Linked DNA regions of Homo sapiens: region 1 is linked to region 2. Evidence: chromatin loops called from intact Hi-C (ENCODE). Cell type or tissue: heart right ventricle. All regions are shown on one strand. Links, peaks and the distances in the headings refer to the core of each region. The heading gives the core; the rest is flanking DNA.

Evidence for each region. Peaks named below come from ENCODE experiments on the same cell type or tissue, not always from the same donor. Only the 100,000 strongest peaks of a DNase experiment are listed, where the experiment ranks them.
Region 1: it touches region 2 in a loop (2.1-fold over the local background); 9 of 110 quality-filtered maps call a loop at or near these places.

What each region holds. Positions count from the first base shown.
Region 1 is chr6:133,989,225-134,002,056 of GRCh38, reverse strand. It overlaps TBPL1 (TATA-box binding protein like 1), which reads right to left. Exons shown (of 7, transcript NM_004865.4): 7 at 11,625-12,832. SLC2A12 (solute carrier family 2 member 12) reads left to right here. Exons shown (of 5, transcript NM_145176.3): 4 at 1-60; 5 at 10,749-12,832. The coding sequence ends at 10,902. Among named protein-coding and RNA genes, the nearest start is that of TBPL1, 42 kb to the right of the region's middle. In heart right ventricle, for the core only: no CTCF peak of the experiment used is centred there; no DNase peak of the experiment used is centred there; H3K27ac peaks cover 965 bases.
Region 2 is chr6:134,037,739-134,054,798 of GRCh38, reverse strand. It overlaps SLC2A12 (solute carrier family 2 member 12), which reads left to right and starts at 2,175. Exons shown (of 5, transcript NM_145176.3): 1 at 2,175-2,421. The coding sequence starts at 2,319. In heart right ventricle, for the core only: no CTCF peak of the experiment used is centred there; a DNase peak (open chromatin) is centred at 6,928; H3K4me3 peaks cover 900 bases; H3K27ac peaks cover 3,679 bases.

The DNA of each region.
Region 1 (12,832 bases), core at 4,833-12,832, 54 kb after region 2:
GTTTATACCTGAGACAAAGGGATGCTCTTTGGAACAAATATCAATGGAGCTAGCAAAAGTGTAAGTATTACATGCATTGGTTTCTGAACAATACTCTTTGGTCAAAAGTGCAGCTTTTATATACAGCAAAGGAATAATATCTGAAATTATTAGATATTATTAGATTAGGACATTCCCTTTAGCGTAAGACTATGTCTCAGTGCATAATTCCAATTTCCCTGCTTTGTCTTTAATTTGGGTGATTCAGCTAAGGAAGAATAACCATTTCTTCCCAATGAATGAAGCTTTTTTTTTTTTTTTCAAACTACAAAGTGAATGTATTTGATTGGCAAGTGCAAATTTTCACTTATCAATGAAATATTGTACTGAATTTGAATAAAATCTTTACAATTGGAATGTTTTTTAACGTTAGCCTTTTATAATTATCATCAAACTGTAATGCTATTATTCATTACTATGACCAACCAATATGTACGTACAAGGTTACAAGTTTTTTCCTTTTATACGAAACAAAAACAAAAATACATCATTGTAATTAAAAAGCATTAAACCATATTTTCCTTTTTTGTAATGTAATAATTTTTACTAGAACAAAGTTTAATATTTTCACTGTCTGCATTTCTTTTCGGAAAAAGAAACTGTTACTATTGTTGTTTTACCTGATTTTTTCCTGAAACTAATTTTGTTGTACAGAGGATGTGAATCTTCTGTGCTACTGATTAAAACTATCTCATTTAAAAAACAGTTTATTTCCATAGGTTTTTGGGGAACAGGTGATATTTGGTTACAGAGTAAGTTCTTTAGTGGCGATCGTGAGATTTTGGTGCACCCATCACCGGAGCAGTATACATTGAACTCAATTTGTAGTCTTTTATCCCCCACCACCCCCCAATGCTTCCCCCACCCAGTCCCCAACCAACGGGTGAACATTTTAAAGCTCTACTCAATCACCATCTCAGAACTTCTTCCGCCTCTCTAGCTCCCCCCAACAGGTTTTCTTTGTTTGGGGTTTGGGGTGGGTCCCGGAAGTGTAGATATACCATGTTCACACTGGGCTAGGAACTTGGGTCTCAGCCTTTCCATCTCTATCAGACTTAGAGCTCCTTCTCTGTGCCCTAAACACTTGCTAAGGCTAAGATTAGCAGAAAAACTCTCAGGCTTAACCATCTACCGTTGTTCTAAATATTGCACATTTAAGGTAATTTTAAGAAAGATAAGTTTCTTATATGAATAGGCTTTTAGAAAACTGGTTTAAAAAATTTCACAAGGAGAGATTGTTTAAACAATTTAACTTAGAAGTGAAACATTTAATTTAGAAGTGAGTGGCAGAAAATTCCCTTTCCTTTTTTAGTAGCTCTAATTGCCAAAACCATGTCCTGGGGGAAGAGGTGAGACATAGGGGCTAAGAATGAAGCAGAACTTGTTACTCTTCCTAGGATTACGTCGTTCCATTTAGAAATGCAGGGATACTTATTGTTGGGTTTTAATATAATGGGAGGAAACTACATTTTCACAATTTGTGATTTTCTTTTAAAAATACTTTGAAAACAGTAGAGAAAAATGTATGATTACAGATATTGTGGGCATAGCGATTCTTCAGCTTTTACTTGAAGGAAGAATAAACCTGATAGGTGAATTGTTAGTAGGTATATGTGTGCATGTGTATTTATATTGAACTAACCATTAATCCTGGCTTATTGGGGGTATAGTAAGTAGGATTGTGGAAAATTTTCACTTTGTGCTTTATACACTTTTAGATGGTCTAAATTTTAAAATATTTTACTTTAGAAAAAGCAGAAAAAAATTCTCCCAGTTTAAGCTTAAGGTAAATATCAAATTATAAGGCTAATTTTTTTTGATACAGATGAGGCCCTGTTTTCAAAAAAATAAAATGAAAATGATTCATTTACAATGGGAAATAAAATTGTGAGGAAGGCTGGCTATATCCTTGGACTAACTAACGCATTGCCTGGCTCTATCCAAGTGGAGGTTAAAATGATTGGATTTCTTGGTGAGCATTAGACTCTGAATAAGGCTATCAATTACAAACACGATTTAAATAATCAATGGCCTCAGACTTTGATAAGCCAATGTATCCACCTGTAAACTGGCAACATTCCTCATGGATTCAGGTTTTTCCATAACTGAGATGCCAGGACACCGATGACTTCCAAATCTATTGGTATTCCTCCATTTCTCATCCTTCCTTATGCCTGTTTCACATCAATTATCCATTGCTGCATAACAAGGCATCCCAAATGTTGCAGCTGAAAACAACTATTTCCCATGATTCTTTGGTTTGGCTGGGTGGTGCCTCTGCTTGCTTTGCCTGGGCTCACTCACATGTCTCCCTGGGCAGGAGGGCCCACAATCACATGGGACTTGATCACATAGGTGGCAGTAGGTGCTGGCTGTCAATGGGGAGCTTCAGTCCTCCCCAGTGGCTTCTCATCCTTGAGGAGGCAAAGTGGCTTCCTCACATGTCAAACTCAGGGCAACTTTCCAAGGTAGTGAAGGCAGAAAGAAGCTGCAAGTCTCTCTGAGGTTTACATCAGGAAGACACACATCACTTTGACCACTTTCTATTGTCAGCACAAGTCCTGAGGCCAGCCTAGATACAACAGGTGAAGAAAGAGACCTAACCTCTTGATGAGATGAAGGGCAAAGAATTTCTGACCACATTTAATCTATCAAACCTATTCTTTCTTGAAGTTCTTTTAGCTCATGTGAAACAATCTTCTTTCCTGGAGGGCCTCCTAGCTCACGGCTCTAATCTCCTGATTTCTCCTTCTGTTCCTACATTTTAGCTAACTTTGAAGATTCAGCTCTACATCCTTATGCTTTCAGACCCAACTCAAGTACTCATCCTCGAAGCCCTGAGTAGCTCTAGCCCTGGAGAGTAATCCTTTGTCCTAGATTTTCAATATCTTCTAGCCCTCTTTACTTCTATACTGCATTGGCTAGAACTCTTGTGGTTTCATCTTGTTAATTAATAAAGTTTTAGTTTCCAGGAATGCTCTGTCCATTATCTTTCTTATGTAACTCCTACAATGCCTACCTAGCTTAATATTGATTTCTGGTAGATGATTAAAAAGTATCCACTGTTCAATTTTATAACTTGTTTTGTTGGCTTCATGGTAAATCCACTTTGTGTATATGCACCTTTGAACTACTCATCTACTAACTCAGGGAGCAAAATTCCTTTAAACATTTTGTGGCTGGGTGTAGTGGCTCACCTCTGTAATCCCAGCACTCTGGGAGGACAGGGCAGGCAGAACGCTTGAACCCAGGAGTTTGAGACCAGCCTGAAAACATGGCGAAACCCCATCTCTACCAAAAACACAAAATATTAGCTGGGCATGGTGGCTTGCGCCTGTAGTCCCAGCCACTCAGGAAGCTGAGGTAGGAGGATCATCTGAGCCTGGGAAGTCGAGGCTGCAGTGAGCTGTGATTGCACCACTGCATTCAGCCTGGGTGACAGAGTGAGACCCTGTCTCAAAAGCACACACACACAAAAAGTAAAATTTTGTGAATTATTGTGAACAAAAATAACTGAAAAATTGAGGCAGGGAGAAAGTAGCAATTAATTAATTGAATGAAACTATATAGGCCTCCCTTACTATCACAACCCATTGTACTCTCTTAAAAAAGTCAAACTTGAAAGCAGAATGTTCTGTATAAGATTAAGAACTTTCAAATCCTTTTTTTCATATAGGGTTGCCAGATTGTATCAAATTGCAAACCAAACGAAAATTCAATGACAGAACTTAAGAAAATCTAATCTTTCTTTCTAGTAGGCTTCCAGAATAAGATATTCCTTAAGAACATATGATGTGGGTATCTAAAACCCAACAGAACTTATTAATTCAGAATTTGGGGTGGGGAAAGAATCTGTCTAAATTATTAAAATTCTGACTTAGGAAATGTTTTTGAAAGAATCACATTTCTGTTACTTTTGAGTCATGCAGTTACTCAAACTTAAATCCAGACCCTCTCCAAGAAAGTTATAAATTGCAAATTAGGAGAGGACCAAAAGCCAAAGGTACTGTTGACCTCTAAACAGACTATAGGAGAACTGCAAGGTTTGTAATGAAGAACAAAAATAAAGGCAATTATGAAAGATGAGATGGCAAAACAATTTTACATTTTAAAGTCATTACAGCAGTAGTAATCCCTACTAGCTATAAACCATGAGGAAGCCCAATACTGAGGACAAAAAGGAAAAGGTGCTTTCAGAATTTTTTTTTCAACATTTATTTTAGAATCAGAGGCTACATGTGCAGGTTTGTTACAAAGGTTTACTGCATGATGCTGAGGTTTGGAGTATGAATGACTCTGTCACCCAGGTAGTGAACATAGTACCCAATAGGTAGTTTTCTAGCCCTTGCCCACCTCCATCTCTCTCCTCTCCAGTCGTCTCAGTGTCTATTTTTGCCTCTTTATGTCCATGAGTACCCAATGTTTAGCTCCCACTTATAAGTGAGAACAAACAGTACTTGCTTTTCTGTTTCTACATTAGTTCACTTAAGAAAATGGCCTCCAGCTCCATCCGTATTGCTACAAATGATTTCGTTCTTTTTGACGGCTGTGTAGTATTCCATGGTGTATATATACCACATTTTCTTTATCCAATCCACTGCTCATGGACACCTGGGTTGATTCCACATGTTTGCTATTATGAATAGTGATGCAATGAACGTATGGGTTCATGTGTCCTTTTGGTAAAATGATTCATTTTCCTTTGGGTATATACTCAGTAATAAGATTGCTGCGTCACATGGTAGGTTAACTTTTTTTTGAGATGGAGTCTCGCTCTGTTGCCCCTAGGCTGGAGTGCAGTGACATGAGCTCAGCTCACTGTAAGCTCCGCCTCCCAGGTTAACACCATTCTCCTGCCTCAGCCTCCCAAGTAGCTGGGACTACAGGCGCCTGCTGCCACGCCCGGCTTTTTTTTTTTTTTTTTTTTTTTTTGTATTTTTAGTAGAGACGGGGTTTCACCGTGTTAGCCAGGATTGTCTCGATCTCCTGACCTCGTGATCTGCCCGCCTTTGCCTCCTGGTTAACTTCTATTCATGCAATACTAGTGAGCCAGAGGCTTTTCTGAGCTGAACCAACAGGTTGGCAAAAGCTTTTAAAATGACAATGTGAGCAGCCTGGCTTATGTAAATTGACCAAAGTATCTAAAGGGTATACGTTAAACAAGGTTTCCAACAGAGAAATGTCAGAGACAAAAAAATACAGTAAGTTATCAAATTAGTTAAGGAAATGCGAGGTGGTAGAAAGCCCATGGAACCTGCTTGTGCACAGAAGCTGAGGTGAACTTGAAGAATGAGGAAGGACACTGCTGAGTTAAGAGAGCCTTCATGAATTTACAAGTTAATAAAACAATGAATCAACTTTTGTCACCAAGGTAACCGTCCTGATGTAGAAATCCCAATGTCTATTTCTAAGAAAGGAAACTACAGTATCAAGTTAACTTCAAACATGATACTACACATTGCTTAGCATTTTCCTCTACATTTGGAGCTGGGTTCTACCCCTATTTCTAAAAAGCTGAAAAAACGAATATTCTTCCAAGGATGTTAAGTTTCTTATAAAATAAACAGTGACTCAGCTGAGAGGTCAGAAAAGATTTCTGCAATAATGTAATTTGAAAAGATTTTATTTTGAACTTCTGCCTTGCAAGCTACAAACTCAAAATGGGATGTGATGTTTGCCATATTTGCTGTTTCAGCTGTGATTTACTTTTCCCCCCAGCTTAAGTGGGCACAAATGGAGAAAGCAAACAAGTTAATGTTTTGTAAATATTTCAGTTCTGAGGCAAACTTACTTTTCACTTTTAGCAGTTAATTTGATGTGGTCATTTCTTCATTCATCCATCCATCCAATTCATTTATTCAACAAATATTTATCGAGCATCTACTATGTGCCAGGCACTGATCTAGGTTCTACAATAACATTATCAGCGAGTACAATCACCATGAGATTTCCAGTATACTGATTAGATAGTAAGTGACTAAAGGACTACTTTCAACTGGGCGGATCTGAGAAGGCTATTCTGAGAGGTAACATTTAAGATAAAACCTGGGTAATAAAGAGCCAACCTTGGAAGATAGGGGAGTAAATCCAGACAGAAAAAACAGGTAGTGCAAAGGCTAAGTCAGAAACACACTTGACTTGTTCCAGAAATGGAAAGAAGGCTGTAATCTTTGACAATGAGTTAGGAAGTAGGTAGAGACTAGTGTGCAGGGCTTTGCAGGCTGAGTGAAGAGTTTGGTTTCATTCTAATTGCAGTGGAAGCTACTGAAGGATTTTAAGCAGGGCAGTGACATGATCTGATTTACACTTTAAAGTGTGCCATAGTAAGTGTCTGCAGCCATCCAGCTGAAGGAGGCTGGGAAAGCATGCGATTCTAGTGCTGGGTCTCTTTTTCCATCATGACCACGGACCTTAAGTGGCCTTCAATCACATGTGGCAATCACACATATCCCTAGTCAATTAACTTTGCTTCTCTCCTAGACACATGTTCCAGATCACTTTCTCTCTGGAAACCTCCTCATTTCCTCATTCCTCACTGATGGCCTTGCTTCTGACTTCACTGAGAAAATGGACATAATCAGGGGGAAACTTCCACCCCTTCCACATACACAACCATTCCTCCAGGGCCTATGTAGGAATGCAGTCCTTCCTATGAGAGCCCCCTTCACCCCCTCTCTCCTCTCTCCCTTCTCCGGCACATTCTCCAGCAATTCTCCCAGCTCACTGCTGCATCATCTGCATCTTTACCTACTCCTCATCAGCACAGAAACCTGCTATGATTCTTTCTCCATCTTTTTAAAAACAAAACAAAACAAAAGGTCTTTTTGTGCCACTTTTCTCTCCAGCTTTTGCCCTATTTCTTGGGTACTATGTATAGCCAAGTTTTTCTAAAGCGTTGTCTATATTCGCTGTCATCACTTGTGCTTCTGCTCTTCCCATTCTCACGAAGCTGCTCCAGTGAGACTGTTATGGCCACTCCGCTCCTGAAATTACTTTTTAACATCCCAATTACCTCCATGTTGGTTAACTCTGTGGTCAATTCTCACTCCTCATCTTAGATTATCCCCAGCATTTGACTGGAGATAGTGCTCTTGGCTGGGGATAGTCCTTCCTGAAATGCTTGCCTCACATCCTTCTGCGACCCGTCCCCTGGTTATCTCTTACCTATGGTCTCTATTCCTCTGCTTCCTCTCTTAAAGTTGGTGTGCCCTGGGGCTTAGTCCCCTGACCACTTCTCTATCACCCTCACCAGCCAGTTGATCTCAGTCAATGTTAGTTTCTTTTTTGTTTGTTTGTTTGAGATGGAGTCTCGCTCTGTCGCCCAGGTTGGAGTGCCATCTCGGCTCAATGCAAGCTCTGCCTCCCAGGTTCACGCCATTCTCCTGCCTCAGCCTCCCGAGTAGCTGGGACTACAGGTGCCCGCCACCACGCCTGGCTAATTTTTTTGTATTTTTAGTAGAGACGGGGTTTCACCATGTTAGCCAGGATGGTCTCGATCTCCTGACCTCGTGATCCACCCACCTCGGCCTCCTAAAGTGCTGGGATTACAGGCGTGAGCCACCGCGTCCAGCCAGTTTTACAGTTTTTATCTCATTGATATGCCAGGGTCTGAAATTTATGTCTCTAGCTATCTCTCTAGAATTCAAGGCTTGTTTATTCAACTGCTTACTCTACATGTCTTTCCAAATGTCTAACAGATACCTAATACCTCACATGCCCTAAATTGAACCTGTGATGTTCTCAAACCTATTCTACTCACTGCCTTACCCACCTCAGTTGATGTCAATGTTATCCGACTACTTTGGCCACAAACTTTGGAGTCTTTCCTCTTTCTCACATACTCCACATTCAGTCTATCAGGAAGTTGTGTTGGCTCTTACTTCAAAATATATCCAGAGCCTGAACACCTTCACGGCTGCCCTGGTCTGAGTCACCATGATCTCCATCCTGAATTACTGCAATACCCACTTACTGGTCCCCATTTCTGCCTTTGTCCCCTCCCATCAGTTCTCTACACAGTGGCCAGAATGACCCCTTAAAATGCAATCAAGGTATTCTTTTGCTCCAATCCTCCAGTGGCTCTCCAGCAAGAGCAGAAGCCTTCCAATGCCCTTCCAGCCCTGCACAGCCTGCTAATCTCCCCTTCTTCTCTCACAGCCACACAGGCCAGAGGCTGCATCCCAGACACATCAAGCATGCTCAAGGCTCCAGATCGTGGCACTTGTTTTCTCTGCCTCGAATTCTCTTATCCTAGATATCCACCTGTCTTGCTGCTTCACCTCCAACAGACTTTTCCTGTCCCTCTATTTCAAATCCCAATTGTGTAGCCAACTCTGCACCCACTTTCCAATCCTTCAGTTTTAACCAAAGCAGAAACACTACATTTTACTTGGTCTACTGTCTATCTCTTCCTGCTATATTTAAATTCCATGAAGCCAGGGAATTTTGTTCACTGTTGTTTCCCAACACTTGGAACAATTCCTTGGCATATAATCGAAGCTCGGCATTGAATAGATGAAAAAACATGAATGAAATGGATACAAGAATAAGGTAATGAAGTAGTCAGGATGACACTGCAAGTTTTAGCTGAGAAACTGGACAGATGGTGAGATGCAGAAGCCTGAGAGAGGACTAGGTTTCAGGGCTCAGGACAGAATAGAGCTCGGATTTGGAGATATTGTGAGATGTCCATTAGACATCAAATAGACACATTAGTAGTAGGCAGTTGGATACGTAAGTCTGAAATTTGGAGACTCTAGGGGTTAGAGTCAAATGTGGGTGGCCATCAGCTTATAAGTGGTATTTAAGTCCTGAAGCCAGATAAGCTTATCTGGTCAGAGAACAGAGAGAGAAGGGACTAGGCCCAGTTTTGTGCCAAACTTAGAGACCGAGCAAAGAAGAGAGTGTTAAAAGGGACTGAAAAGAAGCCAACAGTGAGGCTGGAGGAAAGCCAGAAGTGTTGTAGGAAGGTGGGACTGGAGAGGCCAAGCACAAAGACAGATGTAAGCACAGGCTCAGCGGAATGAGAGGACAGAAGCTGACTGATGTGGTTGGAGGACAAAATGGAAGTGAAGTGAAGAAGCAACAGTCCACTCCTTACATCAATTTTGCTGTGAAGGGGAACAGAAAAGCAGGATGGTCATGCCCTAGACTCATTTCCAATCACTGCTTCATTCACAAGCATTCCACTCACCCTCTAACCACTCATCTCTCCAGCCCACTTCCTCAAGTACTGGCACTTCAACAAGTCTTCAGCCCCACGACGACCTGGAGGCCCATGCTCTCCCTTCCTTCCTTACCCTGCTTCCTACTTTCCATGGCCCACCAAGGCCACTTCTTCGCATTTCCCCTTCTCCCTTTACTCTCTTCTCTCTCCCTCCATCACTCAGGCAAACCTTAACTCTGACCAAGTCAACTCTTAGTTTATTTTAACCCTGCATTCAAGGAGCTAAACCTGGCTGAATCAAACACACAACTATGCTGATAAGCCTTGTTTTCACCTTATGAACATACATCTCAAGTAGATCTTGAGGAATACCCTGCAATATACCACATTTCCCTGGTGAGTTGACGTTCCTACTTTCGAAGATGATTACTTCACACCAATACTTTTCCCAAGCCTCCAGGACCCCCTCCCACTTCTTCACTCTAATTATTTTGCTTTTTAGTTCACTGAGAAAATAAATTGAGACCACCTTGTCCTCCTGCCACAAGATCTTCTAACCTACCTACATCTATGCCCACACACACTGCCTTGTTGCAAAGGCCAATGCTTCCATTTGTACACTGACTGCATCAATTTCCCCCTCCTATGGGATTATCATCACGCACACACGCACAAAGCTGCAGTATTTCCCATCCTGAAAAAATACCTTCCTCAGATTTCCCTCCAGATACCAACCGTTTCCCTGCCCCAACTTCTCAGGTCTCTGGGATTCTCTGCAGGAGTTCCCTCCCTAACTTCATTCCATTTTCTGATCATTGTCACTGCTTTAGAGAGATGCCACCTGTATAATACAGTCTGTCCTCTCCCACCCAACTAAACCCTTTTTTCTCCTTCCCCGTTTATTTCTCATTTGCACTTTTACTACTTCAAGTTATAAGCTCGTCTCCCCTCTAAAATCTAAGTAAGCTCCTTGAAAACAGAAGTCTTTATCTACTCAACCCATACTACCTACATATTGTGGCCACTCAAATCATTGGTTAAATTACAGAAAAAGGTATTTGAAAAGGGAGGTTCAAAGGCAGCTCTTCATTTTTAGTAAAGGTAAAATACAATAGCATCTTTTTATGCTGATGGGAAGAATCCTGTAGAAAAATTTGTTAATGCAGGAGTAAGGGATAACGTAGAAGATAGAAGAGATATAAATATAGGCACATTGCTGGAGTTTGAGAAATGGAAAAAAATAAGGTCTGGGATGAAACCTCCACTGGTTCTCTGTATGTAATACTATCCTTGGAATCCTTCCCCACAGAGCTGACTGCTGGGATTGTATTCTGAGAAGACACCGTTACCCCTTGCATGAGATTGACCAAAGTCTGTGGCATACTGAATTTCATGATGCAGCAGGATTCCTAATAAAAATGTGTATTTATTTTTGCATAGCTAAAACATTAAAGCCCCAGGGTGGTTTAAAAAATAATAGCCTACACATTTTTTTCATGTAAACTAAGAATGACATTTTCATTAGTGCCTCTTTCTCTTTCAGGAACTATGTGAAAAACAACATTTGTTTTATGAGTCATCACCAAGAAGAATTAGTGCCAAAACAGCCTCAAAAAAGAAAACCCCAGGAGCAGCTCTTGGAGTGTAACAAGCTGTGTGGTAGGGGCCAATCCAGGCAGCTTTCTCCAGAGACCTAATGGCCTCAACACCTTCTGAACGTGGATAGTGCCAGAACACTTAGGAGGGTGTCTTTGGACCAATGCATAGTTGCGACTCCTGTGCTCTCTTTTCAGTGTCATGGAACTGGTTTTGAAGAGACACTCTGAAATGATAAAGACAGCCTTTAATCCCCCTCCTCCCCAGAAGGAACCTCAAAAGGTAGATGAGGTACAAGGTCCTAAGTGATCTCTTTTTCTGAGCAGGATATCAGGTTAAAAAAAAAAAGTTACTGGCTGGTTTAATACTTTCTACCTTCTTCACAGAGCAGCCTTTGAATAGACTATGTCCTAGTGAAGACATCAACCTCCGCCTTAAGCTATGTATGTATGGAGGCCAGTCGCAGCTTTATTATGCAGACACACAAGTGGTCTGGACATGAGGGTACAGTTTCTGCCTACCAAGACACTACTTGCACTGGATCTTACGCAAAAAAGAACCAGAACACACAGTGTGGACAACTGCCCATATATTCTATCTAGATTAGGAGAGGGTCCTGGCTAGGATTTTAGTGGTAATTCCTAGTTACATTCAACAAGTATAAAGATTATAGAGCTTATTTTATGAACTATAAACTATAATTTAATGCAAAATATCCTTTTATGAATTTCATGTTAATATTGTGAAATATTAAAATAATTCCACAATAGTTGAGAAAAATGAGCATTTTTTTCCATTTTTAAAAAATGCATAGAAAAGACAATTTTAAAATCCTGGGACCATATTTATTTAGAAGTAGCTGTTAGTAAAACATTAGAAAAGGAGTCAGGCCATTAGGTTATTTATCCAAATCTCTAAGCAATTAGGTTGAAGTTATTAAGTCAAGCCTAGAAAAGCTGCCTCCTTGTAAGGCTTTCATGACAATGTATAGTAATCCACAGTGTCCAATTCTTCACACTCCTCAGGAATATCACTACCTCAGGTTACGGTACACAGGCTATAATTGATGATGATGTTCAGATAACTGAAGACACAATAAATGACATTCAGACATCAGGACAATTCCCTCATGTTCTTTTCTATGATGGCCACCTGTACCAGCAACGTGGGTTTCACCCACACAACGATGAACTGTTCTCTTACTTCTCCAGTTGATTTTAAAGACTTGTTAAGAGGTCTTACTAATAAAATTTGGGTATGATAGAAAATCCACAATCAAATCTTGAACCAAATAACATATTAAATTACTAATATTTAAGTGATGGAAGACACACAAAAAACTTAAAAGCACGAACAACCTAACTTGAAAAAGAATTTTAAAATATGATTAACCTGAAGAAAAGAGAATCCTAAGAGCCAAAGCTCCTTTTTATTTAGCTTGGAATTTTCCTATTGGTTCCTAACAAACTGTCCCAATGTCATATAAGGAAACATGATCTATTACATTCCTTTATAACAATGTGGAGAGACTATAAACCTATGTAAGTAGTAAAACTATATCAGAGACTCAGGAGACTGACTAAAAGGCCTGGATCTGCAGTGTATTATCTGTATAAAAATTGGCAGGGGGAAGCTAAAAGGAAAGGAGATTGGAGATCTCAATTCTATCATGGTGTATTTCATACGCAAATCAGAGCATGCATTGTTTTTTGTTTTTGGAAAGAGAAGGGAAGTGTGTTCTGCCCCATGTTTCCTTCCGTGTTTATAGTTCAAACTCTATATATACTTCAGGTATTTTTTGTTTAGCCCTTCATTATAAATGGGCAGGAAATTGTTTATCAACCTAGCCAGTTTATTACTAGTGACCTTGACTTCAGTATCTTGAGCATTCTTTTATATTTTTCTTTTATTATCCTGAGTCTGTAACTAAACAATTTTGTCTTCAAATTTTTATCCAATATCCATTGCACCACACCAAATCAAGCTTCTTGATTTTCAAAAATAAAAAGGGGGAAATACTTACAACTTGTA
Region 2 (17,060 bases), core at 3,603-11,602:
AGGGTTCGTAACAGAATTGAGGCAGAGTTTCCCCCCTCTAGTCTGGGTGAAAAAAATTTTCTCCCCTAAACTTTTCTCTGAGTTAAGAGATTGAGGTAAGTACAAACAGAGCTTGAGATAGCCAGTGGCCCCGGTCAGGTCACCAGCAGAATAAAGAACAGAATTAGGAGCACCAGGAGGTGATGTTGTCAGTTGCATTGCTGAGCATTCTTTTTGACTCCTGGTTGGCTTACTATGCCTGTGGATCTCCTGTATGGTTTGGCTACACAAAACAGAGTGAGAACTGTTGAACTGCTTTTAACCATAGTAAAGTATTCTGGAATTAGTTTTGTCTTCTGTCTAGTCAAGCACTATAGCAAACACTCTAACACTCCCATGGGGCCAAGAAGCTGCTAGAAACACAGGTTGTGGGATCACGAAACAAAGCAATGATACAACTAACCCATTGCAAGAACATTTTCCCCCTAATGAGGTCATTGGTTCTGAGCAGAAAGAAGTTAGAAGCCAAGAGAATATAGAGAACTTATGGGAAACATATGTGTCTCACAGATAGAAACTGGGACTCCTATATAATTATAATGCACCCTGGGAACAAATAAAATGAGTTGTTTCAAACCATGGTTGCGTTACACATTCTTTAGTGGGGACACTGATGTGTGGGATTCTGAACTTCTCACCCTCTTAATCATAAGGGGCCTGGATTATGCCTGGAGGACTTCCATTTTCTAGCACTATCAGCAGACATACAACGGGTACATAATAAAGACTAGTTGAATTATTATAGGTTTGTTTCCATTTGCTACCTGTTTCCCTGAAAGATAAGAAAAATATAGAATTATTTAATGACAAGCAAAGGAAATGTACAAATAAGTGAATTTAGAACTTTGAAGTGATTCAGTTAAAATGTTGAAAAGAAGTAACAAAAATTTAGCTTCTGCTTATACAAGCACAAATTTGTTTTTCTGTCCAGAGAAATGCCTATGACTAAAAGCCATATTTCACGGCATCTTCTTAAAGTCGAGTAGGTCTGAAACCATAGGAAGCCAAGAAAATTAGAGAAGGACAAGGCTGGGAAGTTAGAATATAGGAGAGTTACAGCTTTAGACCTCCTGGATTCATAATCTCAGCTCTACCACTGATTAGCTGTGAGACTGTAGCCAAGTTACCCAACCTCCATTTCCTCTTCTATAATGTTGGTACCTGCCTCAAAGTCATCATCTGCGTTATTGCGCTTAGCACAATTTCTGGCACATAAGTGCTCCACACATGTTAGTTTTTATTCCAAATGATTTTTAAGATGATCTCAATTTCCTCTATAAGGCTTTTTTTTTTAATAAACATGATTTGTTGAATGAATAACTGAAGGTAAAATGTCATAACCCTGTAAGACTTTTTTATAAATATGTTCACAAATCAGAAAAAGATCCTCTCTCATGACCTGATTTTGTTTGAGATTACATGTCCACCACACGCACACAATGGGCCACTTAGTCTGGCCTCTCTGAGTGAGGAGTATCCTCCTCCTACCTACGCAAACATGAAACCTAACAGAGGATTCAGTGTTAATTTGTCTCTTAAAGACAATTCTGCATTAAGAAATGGATTACTTTGCTATAACCTCAGCATATAAAAAGTCTAAAGAATCTGTGCATTCTGAGTTTGTGTATTTTTGGTCTCAGGCTGTGATTTATCTGAAAGGCCTTGGAGAGAAAGATATAGGCCTTTACCTAGACCAAAATCAGGTTGAAACAATAAAGGTATTTTATGCTTTGTGTAAGCTGGTAAATACCATGACTTTTGGAATAACAGTCTTGCTGAAAAATTGACACACTTTTCCTTCTGGTATGTCTTTGCATAAATTGTTCCTCTTTCTGCAAGATTAACTGATACCATCTGTGAGTATTCTATCCCCACTCTCAGCTTGCATTTAAATCTGCATGTTTCCTTTCTCTGCCTCTTTTCAAAGGTGCTAGAATACAAGAGCTACCCTTAGCTAATGGCCAAACACTCCGTCTGAGTTCCCTTTCTTTTAACCCCTTGCTTCCAACTCTGCATCTAAAGGCAAAAACAATCCTCTGACTCACGGCCCTCCCCCTGCCTGTGATAGGCTGCTTGGAATAGCAACAGCCTGTGTCACCGAAAAGGGCAAAGCCTTCGGAAATAGAAACAAAGTTGGTCACAAATCACATTAGCTTTGCCCGAAGTTTTTCCCCACACTCTTCTTTAGCATGCTATTATGGGGAAAGTGACCACTCCTGGGAGCGGGGGTGGTCGGGGCGGTTTGGTGGCGGGGAAGCGGCTGTAACTTCTACGTGACCATGGTACCTGTTGAAAACACCGAGGGCCCCAGTCTGCTGAACCAGAAGGGGACAGCCGTGGAGACGGAGGGCAGCGGCAGCCGGCATCCTCCCTGGGCGAGAGGTAAAGTGAGCCTGCAGTGCTCGGGTGACCGCAGAGAAGCAAGCTGTACTCATCTCCCGAGTGTACTGTCTCTTGAGTCCCGTGTGTGTGTGTGTGTGTGTGTGTGTGTGTGTGTGTGTGTGTGTGTATGCGCGCGCGCGCATGTGGGCGCGCTGGATGAGTGGAGAGAAGGGGACAGGGTCTGGTGGGACGTGGGACAGCTCGGAGCTGTAATGTTGTGAAGATCGAAGTCTTGGTGGAACCTTATGTGCCAAGAAAATACAGGTTACACATCCACCACTGGTATGATGGGTCCCCTTGATTGTGTTTACATAATACAATGTATGGATGTTTTTCATATTGGAACGGTCCACTGGCAAAGATAGTCTCATTTGTAAACACACACAAGCACACGCTTGCTTACACTTTTTCATTTATTGTCACAAATGGACACTGTGTAACCAGTTGACATTATAACCACTGTTTTAAAAATCAGTATTTTAAACAGGCTTCATAAAATTATTAGTTATGTAATCAATGAGAACACAAACTTCCTTTTTAAATTCCCAGCACGTTTGTGATGAATTTGAGCGTTATTCAGAGCCTGAAACGCTTGCTTTGCTGGGTTCTGCCTTCTTTAAAACTGGCCTTGCAAACTGAGGTTTGTTTGCTATGATGACCTTCTGAAGGTGAAATTTGGAAAAGTTTTAATTCATTTAATGATCTTTGATAAATCAGAGGCTGGTCTTCACTTCCACATTTACAATTCCCACAAATACATTGTACGCTTTTTGCTGCCTCTTCCTGCTCATTTAGTTTGTGCTGCAAGGAATAGAAAGTAATTGTAATATGAAATGACAACAAACACAAAAAATCTTCTCTTTCCTACTACTTTCCTCAGCTGTGTATTCTTAATCAGATATTACATTCCCAAGCAGCATATAGAAATTTCATGCAAAATCCAATACACTAAATGATACAAAAGACATCTGCCTTTCTCTTGGGAATGGTCCTAATACTGACGTTTGCCTTGTGGGTTTGTCTGATCTTGGGGAATCGAACCTGTGACCCCTAACATCGAGGCATGAAGCGGCCCTCTTCAGGAGTGGAGAAGCCCTCCATCTTCCATGTCCTGATCTCTTCTCTTGCTTTCACACTTCTCGTCAAGAATGAGGCCGGGCGTGGTGGCTCATGCCTGTAATCTCAGCACTTTGGGAGGCCAAGGTGGGCAGATCACTTGAGGCCAGGAGTTCAAGACAAGCCTGGCCAACAGAGCGGAAACCCTATCTCTACTAAAAATACAGAAAAATAAAAAAATTAGCTGAGCATAGTGGCACATGCCTGTAATCTCAGCTACTCAGGAGGCTGAGGTACAAGAATCACTTGGAGGTTACAGTGAGCTGAGATCATGACACTGCACTCCAGCCTGGGTGACAGAGTGAAACTCTGTCTAACATAATAATAATAATAATAATAAAAGAATATCTGGGGTCATCTTTCAATATGGCCTGTCCTCTCCTATGCAGAAGTACCCTTTTCCCTAAGCGCTTGCTACTCATTGGCCCACAAGTTCCCTAAGAGCAGGCAAGGGAAACTTATATTTGGAGATAAAGGGAAAGAGTTGCAAAGTTCTTTTCTCCAAATTCCTGGGAACATGAGCTGCAGTCTAGACTGCAGAGCAAGCTGAGGTGGTGATGTTAACAAAAGGGCTCACTAAATACAGTCAGTGATAATGTCACAAAGAAGATGAAAAGAAACTGCCTAGGAAGAGCCTTTGTAGTAACCATTAAAAATGGACTGTTTATTTTGATATGGCTTTGAAGGTACAATGTGCTCTTAATAGCTTATATTGTACAAATTCACAATTATCCAGAAGAAAGATAATGTGTATTTACATTTGCAATAGTTGGTTACATGCACAAAATTCAACTTAAAGTGCAACTGTTTATGTTGTAAAGAAATAATAAATGAATAAGTACCATAAATTATCTTTCAAATTTAATTTTAAATTAACTTTCATTTTGTAGAAGAGAAAGCCTGAATGTTTCCTTAAAATGTCAGATGAATACAACTTTGATTTGTGCTATACATAATCTGCATTTAGATGAATGCAAACCTTTTATTTTCTACTTTTGTAAATTTTCTTAACTTATCTTAAACATCTTTTGGCACCCAAAAGCAATTATACATACATATGTATAAATGAATGCATAGTGCAGACTTGCTGTATGGTTTTCTTAAGTTACTTAAAGTCTCCATTCATTAATATTGGGATTGTATCTTCATCTATTTTATGAAGGTGTTGAGATTTAATGAGGTAATATTTGTCAAATACTCCTTTTGGCTTCTTCATATTTTCAACTTCCATAGTTTTCATTTAAGACATTCAGAGTATTTAAATTATGCTCAACAATTATCACAATATGTCTGCATTTGAAGGTAGCAAGCTTTTCTACATTCCTAGATGGAAAAATCAAAGCACAAAGAGGAATGAGTTATATAACTCAGGACAAGGTAATTAAATCATGTGAGATACTGAAAAACAAAACAAAACCAACCCCCTAAGGTCTGCAGTTGAACTCCCTTGATGCTATTGTGCACAGTGAAAAATTTTGGTAGGTCTTTCTTGACTAACCCTCTTTAACTGAAAAGAATGCTTTGTTCCAATGACTAGAAGCTAATGAACTTAATTCATTTTCAATAAGCTATGACTCAAAGTGGTTACATTTTTAGTAAATTTTTTCAGCTTTCATGGACATGTTCCAATCCATCTTAATATAGGACAGGATTAAGCTCAGTTTGAAATTCTGGTGCCTAGAGTTGACAACAGATATAAATGAAGTGAGATATTAGACGGATGGAGCAACTCACACAAGGGAAATCTGAGGTCAAAAGATGTGTGATCGGCCCACGGTCACACAGAGGATGGTGCAGAACTGACCCTGGTGGCCTCTGGCCCAGGAGATTCAATACTGACTTCTACTTCAGCTCCCAGGCTTCCTTTATTTCATGATCCAAACAATTGGCTGGGGACAGAGTCCTCTTAAGTTTCCCTTCACCCCCAACTGTCCAAAGGTTCAGAAAACAAGAACAATATTTACTGTATGAGTGCAGGTTGTCAGCACTGCAGAACTCTCTGGCACTGGGACCCAGAACATGAAGAACGGGACTCACGAACTCAGCTGAAAGGACTGTCCTTTATCCCCTCTGAAGATGCCACAGTCTGGAATTTAAGAAATACACGCTTCTGCTCAGCAGATGAACATTCTAAGGCAGTTGTTCTCAAAACGCTTTTAAAGCTGTGAACTCCTTTTTCCTAAATGGAAGCTGGGCAGGTGGTGAGTATGTAAGATGTAACTGTAACTAAGTTCCTACTGAGTGCTGTTCTCCCGGGTTTAGCTTAAAATGGGCCCCCTGGAATTTCGTCAGGCCTGGCTTTCTCAGGCTTCGTCAGTCAGCTCTAGGGGAAGTCAACTTGTAAAAGAGACGGAGACTTGGAAACAAACTCATCCTTAGGGAAGAGGGAGTCAGGCCAACCAGCTTGGGCAGATGTCAGAGCTTTGGTTGTGAGAAGACAGATTCTAGTAAGAGGCCAGTTACCTTGGGCAGACCCAGGCATCTCAGAGTTTTTGATGCTGGGCCATTCCCATTTTTCCACACTTTCTATATATTAAAAACAATTAAGCATCAAAACCCGTGACAAAAATTATAGTGCTTTAAAAACATATGTATTTAACAAGTCAACATCTGATAACAATGATTGTGTCTACTGTGATACGTATTTCCAAGGAAATAACAGGTTTTTTTGTTGTTGTTGTTTTGTTTTTTCTGAGATGAAGTCTCGCTCTGTCACCTAGGCTGGAGTAAGATGGCGCGATCTTGGCTCACTGCAACCTCTGCCTCCCAGTTTCAAGTGATTTTTGTGCCTCAGCATCCTGAGCAGCTGGCTAATTTTTGTATTTTTAGTAGAGATGGGGTTTTACCATGCTGGCCAGGCTGGTCTCCAACTCCTAACCTCAGGTGATCCGCCTACCTTGGCCTCCCAAACTGCTGGGATTACGGGTGTGATCCACAGTGCCTGGCTGGAAATGACAGGATTTTTAGACGTGTTCATTTATGGAGGACCACTTGCTCTTCTGTGTGGTCATGAGACCAGATTTAAACATAAATATCTCCCCTTTCAGTCCAGTCAGCGTATCTCTGTGACTGTACATTTAACCTCACTTGGAAATCACATCAAAAGTCTAGATTTGAGGCTTTTCACCACTGTGAGCACTGGGCAAATGGCTCCTCTGGGATCTCTTGGGAAGGGAAAAGGCTGCGAACATGGTGGGAGATGTTTCTCTGCAAACTCTGGGTGCTATGCATCGTACGCGGCAGTGGTCTTGCTCCTCTCTAAGGATGTGTCACCCAGAGAGAGCAGAGAGGTTGCCACAGACCCCCTCCCAGGCTCTGAAGCAGCAGCAGACACACGCTGCAGGAAGCCTGCCCTGCCAGGGCCTGGCAGAGCCAGACCAAGCCAGCCTGAGAGCAGCCGGCCAAGAGGTTGGGCCCATCTGAGCAGGCTGAGATTAGCTGGTGCACACCAGCATGCCTGAACCAGTTTTTACAGCCATTCTGATAGGTCGGTGCCTCTGTCCTAGTTGTTAAATATTCTCAACATCACCGTTCTCTCTGTCAGATTACCAACAGTTGCTGAAGCAGCTGAGAGCCCAGGAATAGGCCTGGTGGTAGCTGATAGGACCTGAATATGAGCCCACAGGGTATCTTTCCTGTGAATTCTCAAGAGGGTGGTCTTTAGTGGTCTAGAGCTTACACTAGTTGGTAGAGACAGAACTCAAAATACACTGAATCTACCTTGGAGCAGCCGAAGGAAGCTGAGATTTGCATGTGTAGATAAAAGATGAATCCACCAACTTGAAATTGCAATTTTTAATTGCTGTAGGTATGTAGGATTTTATTATTCATTCAAGAATAGTTCATTTTAGAATCACGGTTTCATAGGGAGCATTTTCTCGGTACTATCTAGCCTTTGGGTTAAAAAAGTTCTGAGAGCTCTAAAGGGCCCTCCATTACTATGCAACAGTTGAAACAGCTATTTACTCAGTGTATGAGCAAGAACGGGTTATATAAGATTTTAAAATTGAATAGAGTCAGAGCTCCTTCATTCAGTATTTTTTCTCATGAACAGTCTCCCCCAGAAGGATGAGTTATTGAAAAAATTAATGCAATGGAAGCCACTTAAAAGATACCAAGTTATGGTGATGAGAAAGGAAAAGTTGGAATTGGCTCCTTCCCAAGAGGCTATTTGACCAAATATCAAATGCGGATGATTTTTCATCCCTTCTTCCCTTCAAAAGTACTCAATATCAGTTAATGTCACTGAACGTGACATCCCCCAAAATACTTCCCAGCTGAAACTGAGTCAAATATATTACCTTTAGAGTAAATCATAAATTCAAATTTTTTTTCTGTATTATTTTGTTTTGCCTTTGCACACTGGTATCATTTTTCTTCCCATGTTGTAGCACACTTATTTTATGCATTTGCTAAATGACTATGCCCCAGTAATACTAATCATTCTTTTTAAAAATGTAAGACAGAGTTTTGCTCTGTCATCCAGGCTGGAGTATAGCCTCAGCTCACCGCAACCTCCACCTCCTGGGTTCAAGCAGTTTTCGTGCCTCAGCCACCCAAGAAGCTGGGATTACAGGCACTCACCACCACACCCGGCTAATTTTTGTATATATATATTTTTTTTTAGTAGAGACGGTTTCACCATGTTGCCCAGGCTGGTCTCGAACTCCTGGCCTCAAGCAATTCACCCGCCTCAGCCTCCCAAAGTGCTGGGATTATAGGCGTGAGGCACCGCTGCCCACCTAATTATTCTAAACAACTTAGTAGAAATAATAGTAAGACTAAAATAATTTATTACATCATTCTAGTTTTAGGAGATTTCATTATTTTTGAACAATGATTTATTTTATACTGTTTTGCCAAAATTCCACGGAGAAAAATGCAATTCTTGTTTGACTTTTAGGAATATATTTTTTAAGTAAAGCAAGTGTAATTTAATTTTAAACTGTTAAATTGTGATTGCCTTGGAAGTAGCTGCTTCTCAGACAACTCATGACTCAGGTCTGCCTGGCATCACTGGGCTCTGGAGCTGTTAGCAGTGCCCATTATTATTTTATACAAAATGTCTTGCTCCCACACACATTTCCACACTTTATGGAAGTTAGAGTTGGGAGTTATGAGTAATACTAATTAAAAAACCATGACAGCTCAGCTTCAGATGTGCAAAGTTTTTCAAGAACAGGGGAAATGGAAGTTGTAATTAGGGTCAATTTGTGTGGTGAGAGAGCATCCTCACACTAATGAAATGTTTTATTTATATTGGGAAACTAAGCTGCAGAAACCTTCAGACAAAATCACAGGAGGAATTTTTCATGCTGCAAGCCCAATTATGTAGGTACTGCCAATTTTGAAAGCAAAGGAATTCAAGAATTTATGAAAGACACAATTGTTATGCTGGAAATAAGGTATTATTTTATTTCTGTTGCTATCAGTAAAAGACTGTTTCAAAGCTTTACCTCCGTATTATGAAGATTTTACCTTCTAGATTCAGATTAAAGGAGCTTTTGTTAAATGATTCTTGTGGGCCAAGTGGTTCTACTACTGTAATCCCTTCAGATCTTTACAGCAACCCCATGAGGCACCCCAGTTCACAGATAAGGAAACTGAGGCTAAGAACAACAGCTAACATTTACCAATCATTTACTACCAGGTACCAGGGTCTCTTCTGTCTCATTCATTCTTACAACTCTATGAAGGAGGTAATATTATTATCTTTATCTTGTGAATGAGGACACAGAGAGAAACAAACCTTAAGGGACTTATCAAAGTCTAGCCGGTAACTAATTAGGACTCTGATTCCACACTGTTCTTCACCTTCAAGCCCAGGTTCCTCCTGGAAAGAAGCAAAGGGACTTGTCTTGGGTAGCACAGATATTAGAGGACAGCACAGTGATCTGAACCTTACTTTCCTAAATCCAGTCCAGGTTTGCTCTCTTGACCCATATTACCAGCCAGCAATAATGCTTCTACTTTCCAATCTGTGAATTTGGATTCCAGTTACACTCATTTCAGGACTTGTTTGCATTCTGTTTTAGTTAATTCCCTAACTTTTTATGTAACTTGTATTTTTCTATAAGATTATAAGTTTCTCGATAAAATATATATTTCATGCACCTATCAGAGCTCTGAGCTGACTGACAGTGCTTGGAAAGTTCTGTGCAATTCATAATAGGTAGGAATCATGCCTTTTTCTCTGTATTTCCAGCCTACACATGAGGGATCACATCCATGTGGCACAAGTACCACCTTCTAGTGCCATTAAATCCAGATGTAACCTAGGAAACATCTCAACACGATGCTGCCAGCAACCATGAAGGCTGATTGCAATAGCCGTCAATGAAACTTGCCTGCCAGACAGTGCTGGCACATAGTTCATGCTTAATTGTTGAAGGAGTCAATGAGTAAAGAAGCGATTGCTGAACTAAAGAGCATTTTACTTCTGCAAATACATATTGGGCACCTACTACATGAGAGGCACAGTGCTGGATGCTTCAGGGTTAAAAAAAAATGTATCTAAGACATTATTCTTTTTTTTTTTTTTTTTTTTTAGACGGAGTTTCACTCTTGTTGTCCAGGCTGGAGTGTAGTGGCGCTATCTCGGCTCACTGCAACCTTCACCTCCTGGGTTCAAGCGATTCTCCTGCCTCAGCCTCCCAAGTAGCTGGGATTACAGATGCCTGCCACCACATCCTGCTAATTTTTGTATTTTTAGTAGAGATGGGGTTTCATCATGTTGGCCAGGCTGGTCTCAAACTCCTGACCTCAAGTGATCCACCCACCTCGGCCTCCCAAAGTGTTGGGATTACAGGCGTGAAGCCACTGTGCCCAGGCCTTTATTCTTGTCTGTAGGTTTTACCAACTTATCAAAAAAATAAAAATCGAACTAACTGCAAGATAACCATTCAGCAAATACTGAGTGGATAGTAGGAATCAGATATGATGCCAGACCCTGGAGTCTGGTGAGAAACGAAAGGCATCCTCACAGTGCAGGTGCTTACTGCCAATTAGTGGAGAGCGATGAGGGATCAGGAATCCTTTGATGGAGGAGATGGCTTGATATTATACATGTATTATGTGTAATATCTATGATAGCAAAGGGGGAAGTTCAGCCAGTCCCTGGAGACTCCTGGAAGACAGGATGGCTAAGTTGAGCCGAGCACGTGTAACTGAGGCCAGTAGTTTTACGGAGCATTCTAAGGAGGGAAAATAGCTTGAACATGTTTGGAGAAGAGAGAATGGCACGTTCAGGGAGCTTCCAATACTTCGGAATTCTGGGAGCACAGAGTTCAAAGCAGGGAAAGAGGATGACAAAGGAATCTGAAGCTGGCAGCAGGCACAGCTTCCTTAGCTTACAAAAGATGTCACAAAACTTTTGTGAACTAAGTACCATGAAAACAGGAATTCTTGGGAAGGAGACCATATTAATTTAGAGACATCAAGAAAATTTCTTTTCTTTTTTTTTTTTTTTTTTGGGACAGAGTCTCGCTCTGTCGCCAGGCTAGGGTGCAGTGGTGTGATCTCGGCTCACTGCAACCTCTGCCTCCCGGGTTCAAGCGATTCTTCTGCCTCAGCCTCCCAAGCAGCTGGGACTACAGGCACATGCCACCACACCTTGCTAATTTTTGTATTTTTACTAGAGACGGGGTTTTACCATGTTAGCCAGATGGTCTTGATCTCTTGCCCTGGTGATCCGCCCATCTCGGCCTCCCAAAGTGCTGGGATTGCACGTGTGAGCCACTGCACCTGGCCTGAGAAATCAAGAAAATTTCTAAAAGTGACGGTAGTGGTGACAGAAGTGGGAGTTTTAGAAATCCTCATTTACATGTCTCCAAATTCTACAGCTTTATGGTGTCACCATTCTTTTAATTTTAAAATAAAAATAGTTGCAGGCCCCTTATGGTTAAATCCACATGCCTCCTTCCTCCCCACCAGCCTCCCATCCAAACACACACAGTACACTTCAGGAGTTTCGTGGTTCTGATCACCCTCCTGCACCAACTTCCTGCTTTTTCTGGGTCCTTGCCCTCCACTTCCAGCAACTGGTCTTTTCTCTTATCCCTGCTCCAATCCATTCTTAGATGACAGCAGCCCCCTTTCCTTCATATTCTTGAATCCCATTCATATAAGCTCTTTGTAGATTTTTACTAAGAATTTGAAGAGTGCTGTAGTGCAATTGAATATTAGGTAGGCCCATCCTGAAAATTCTCTTGTCAAATCCACCATAAGGAGTTTCTTTTTTGGGGTGTGTGTGTGTGTTTGGTTTTTGTTTTGTTTTGTTTTGTTTTGTTTTGTTTTGAGACAGAGTGTTACTCTGTCGCCCAGGCTGGGGTGCAGTGGCAGAATCACAGCTCACTGCAGGCTTGATGTTTTAGGTTCAAGCAATTCTCCTGCCTCAGCCACCCAAGTAGCTGGGATTACAGGTGCACGCCACCACACTCAGCTAATTTTTTTGTATTTTTAATAGAGACAGAGTCTTACTATGTTGCTCAGGCTGGTCTCAGACTCCTGGGCTCAAGCAGTCCTCCCACTTCTGCCTCCCAAAGTGCTGGGATTACAGGTGTGAGCCACCTAACCCAGCCAGGAGTTTCTTATAAATCAACTTTTAAAAAATCCTCAGGCTTCTTGTCATACTGAGCTCTTGGTGTCTCTCCCTTTCCCCATTCCCCACAACTCGACAACTTGTCCTGACCTTTTCTTCTACTTTTTTTTTTTTTCTATTTCTGGGCTCTCTTAGCCTTTCATTCTCTCTTTCTCTTTCTCTGTCTCACTCTCTTTCTCATCAAAATCCCTCCTTTGTATTCGATAGAGCACTTTAGCCTTTTCTCTCTCCCTCTCGCTCTCTCCCATAGGCCACCTGTCCATTATCAACATGATAACGGTGAGCTTAACCCTTAGTGTTCAGGTGGCCATTCAGGTATTAATTTTAGTAAATTGCTCTTCCTAAAAGGACCTTCATCCACAGCCTTCACAATATAGTTTATGTTCTTCCCATTTCATTTCCCTAATTAAATAATTTAAAAAGCACTACTGGTGATTCTCAACCATTATTGAGTGCAGCAACTCCTTTTAAAATATAAAAACAACTTCAAATCCTCACAAAATTGTCTTCGCAGTTTTATATTTATTGATTAGAAAATATAGAGTGAGAGAAAGTTGCTATGTACTCACTAGCACACTGAATTTTTTAAAAAACAACTTTCCATCCCATTTATATACATTTGAAATTGAGAAGTACAGATACATCTTTTACTATTTTTTCAACATTAAATAATCTTCAGTGGACTGGGGATCCTTTCGGAGATGTCGGTTTTCAAATGTCCATGGCTCACCAAGGCTCACACACATTGAGCATCCCCTTCCTGGAGACGCCAGGGGACTCTAGGAAAGACAGCTGCGGGTTTATTCTCCAGGTTCCCTCCCTCTTTACCATCTATCATCGAAAGTCTCCACAAAAATGCAGACAGAAGTGCAAAATCACCACAGCATTGAAAGCCCGAATATTTGTCAATGAGTTAGGATTTAACAGTAAATAAAATGGGGAGCCTAATGTATAAGATTGGGCCGTAAAATGTTGGATTCCCGTAGACTGCCGCTGTGCATCCTCATTTGACAGAGATGGAACCTTCACCAAGCAAGGAAGGGAAAGAGCTCCTCAGACCCTCAGAGCTGCTTTCTCTGAGGGTCAGAATTTCTTGCCCTAACACCTGATTCTTCCAATCCCATCCCCCATCCTGTCATTATCACTTCCCTTTCTTTCTCTCTCTCTCTCTTTTTTTTTGTTTGACACAACTTTCTTTGTTGCCCTGGCTGAAGGGCAGAGGTAAAATCATAGCTTACTGCAGCCTTGAACTTCTGGCCACAAGCAATCCTCCTGCCTTGCCTCCCAAAGCACTGGGATTACAGGTGTGAGCCACTGTGCCTTGTCATTTCTCTTTCTGTATCTCTTCAGGGACTCCAATTTCCATGATTTCAACAACTCTGGGCTGGATAGGCAAGACAGTGACTCACTGCATTTTGAAATATGAAACTAGTGTTAAGAAGAGACAAAGCCTTTCAGAGCCACTGGAGCAATGCACTCTAGAAGTTTGTTTTGCACCCACTGTTTTTGACAAGTAAAGAAATACAGACTGCTTTAAATAATCCAGGAATGATCTCCCTCATTTGTAATCAGGGGACCAAAAAGTGGAAGAAAAAAAAATTAAAAAGTTCCTTTCTTGGTTCAATGGAACCACACCAGAAAAATAACATACAGACATCAGAAAGTTGGCCAGCAGCTGTGCACATCAATTGCACCTCCAGTGCAAAAGACCTGAGAGGAGTTTCTAACTGCAACCAGGTGGCTAGAATAAGGTGTGTCAGACACTGAATATACCACAGCCATTCCAACTCCCCTCTGATTTTCTACTTTTCCTACATGGGTAACTAAAAGATTCAGACATGCACTTGTCAATCTCTCTCACAGCCAAGTTTGACCAGTCACCCACTGGCTCTGGTCAATGAGATATTAAGTAAGTCTTCCAGGTTGCTTCTTGAAAGTTTTCCTCCTGATAAAAGGAGAGAGCCACAGGAGGATAAATCCTTGTCCCAAGCCTCCTTCTATTGTCTCCTGCCTATGGATGTGGTTGTGAGGGAACGTAATTCCTGGAGCTGCGGCAGCCACCTTGCACATATGGTGACAAGCCAGGGGACAACAGACAATCCTTTGAGGAAACGGGAACAGGAGGATGGGTACAGTGTGAGTCTTTGGAGACACCAAACCCAACTTGGTCTTTTAGTTAATTAAGCAATAAATGCCACTATGATGTAAGCTTCTGTTTATCAGGGCTTGGGGTTCTTGCAGTCTGTGTTAGGCTGTTCTTGCATTGCTATAAAGAAATACCTGAGACCTGGCGTGGTGGCTCACACCTGTAATCCCAGCACTTTGGGAGGCTGAGGTGGGAGGATCACTTGAGCTCCGAAGTTCGAGACCAGCCTGAGCAACATGATGAAACCCCATCTCTATCAAAAATACAAAAATTGGCCAGGTGTGGTGGCATGCACCTGTAGTCCCAGCTACTCGGAAGGCTGAGGTGGGAGGATCACTTGAGCCTGGGAGGTGTGGAGGTTGCAGTGAGCTGAGATCGCACCACTGCACTCCAGCCTGGGTGACAGAGTGAGACCCTGTCTCAAAAAAAACAAAAAACAAAAAACAAAAAAAAAAAAACAAAAAACAACAACCTGAGATTGGATAATTTATTTTTAAAAAAGAGGCTTTACTGGCTTACCATTCTGCAGGTTATTCAGGAAGCATAGTGACATCTGCTTCTGGGGAGGCCTCGAGAAGCCTCCAATCATGGCAGAAGTCAAAGGGGGAGCAGGTACATCACATTGTGAAAACTGGAGTGAGAGAGAGAGAGTGGGGTGGAGGGAGAGGGGCCACACACTTTTAAACCACCAGATCTTATCTGAATTCAGAGTCAGAACTCACTTATCACCAAGCAGATGGCCCAAGCCATTCATAAGGGCCCCCATGACCCAAACACTTCCCACCAGGCCCCACCTCCAACATTCGGGATTAGAATTCAATATGAGAGTTGGTGGGAATATACATTAAAACAATATCACAGTCTTGGAATGGGACATCAATTGTGATTAAAAAAAAACTGTATCACAGTCAAAAATATCATAACTGATTTAGGGGCTAGGTTATGCTGCAAATTTAGGGGCTAGGTTATTTGCAATGCTGCAAATCTGGTTATTGGCAAGTATGTTTCAAATACAGAGGAAAAGGATGCATTCTAAGATTTCTATTTATAGGAAACATAAATAAATTATGGAAAGCATCTGATTTCTGTTCTCAATATAGTTTTTTAAGATAGACTCTGTGGCAAAAGATGTAAACCACATCTGATGATAAGAATAAACTGAGGTGAAGATAGAGCTTGCTGAGAACTGAGATGCAAATAGATCAATGACGTGTAGAGTGGAAGGGAATGAAACTGCAACAGCAGAATCATCATCTGAAATCTGTGATGTGGAGGATGAATATGAGAAGTTCTTCTAGGATGCAGATGAAAAGGATGAGAAGCTAGAGATGAAAGAGGAAATGAATATATTAAACTAACATATAAATAACTGTGTCTAAACAAATAGACAAAAATATTAGAGGAAATCTTTCCTGAATGGAAAAAGAACTCAACAAGTAGCAGAAAAATTTAGAAGAAAATGCACCAGACTTATCCTGATGAAAGTTTTGAATTGAAGAAAGGAAGAAAGGAGGCTGGGTGCGATAGCTCACGCCTGTAATCCCAGCACTTTGGGAGGCCGAGGTGGGTGGATCACCAGAGGTCAGGAGTCCAAGACCAGCCTGGCCAACATGGTGAAACCCTGTCTCTACTAAAAGTATAAAAATTAGCCAGGCGTGGTGATAGGCACCTGTAATCCCAGCTACTCAGAAGGCTGAGGCAGGAGAATTGCTTGAACCCAGGGACAGAGGTTGCAGTGAGCTGAGATTGTGCCACTGCACTCCAGCCTGGGCGAAAGAGCGAGAATTTGTAAAAAAAAAAAAAAAAAAAAAAAAAAGGAAAGAAAGGAAGAAAGGATAAAAGGAAGAGCAGAAAGAAGCCAGGTGCGGTGGCTCACGTCTATAATCCCAGCACTTTGGGAGGCCAGAAGCAGGTGGATCACTTGAGGCCAGGTGTGCAAGATCAGCCTTGCCAACATGGTGAAGCCCTGTCTCTACTAAAAATACAAAAATAGGGGGTGTGGTGGCCCACACCTGTAATCCCAGCTATTCGGATGGCTGAGAAAGTAGAATCACTTGAACCTGGGAGGCAGAGGTTGCAGTGAGCCGAGATCGCACCACTACACTCCAGCCTGGGCACCAGAGAGAGACTCCATCTCAAAAAAAAAAAAAAAAAAAAAAAAAAGGCAGAAAGAAAAAGAATGAAAGTAATACACATAATCAGGCAGAAAAAGTGAACCACAAATCAAAGCACAGGGGAGTACTAACATGCAAATTTAAACAGTGTCTCCTCTTATTAACTCCTCAGCCAATAGGAGTGGAAGAATATTAGTTTCAGGAAAGGATGTCTGTGAAATTGCTACTAAATCAAACCCGGGGTTGGAAAACTAACAAAGAAAGATCGCAACATTTCTATATTTTTTCCGTAGAAAATTCAAATAATAATAGGTGTTGAGAGAGGCCAAAGTTCCTTTTTGTCTGAGTTTCACTGTGTGCTGAGGAGAGGATCAGGGTGCAGGGGAGGGGTGGGAGATAGTGGCTAGATAAGCCTTGTACCCAGTATTTGTCAATACAGGCATGGCCATGCAGGGTCCAATGCCAAGGAGCAGCATGTTGGACATTTGGTGGGCTGGAAACACCACACCAGAACTCTCCCTGGGACATGCCCTCTGGGAGGTTATAGGAGGTGAGCCTTCTGCTAAGTTCCTGCATCTCCTTCCTGGGGCATCCTGTAACCTCTACTGAGCACTGGCACCCATGATACAGACACTCCTGCTCCCAACATGCTCCCAGTCTAAGG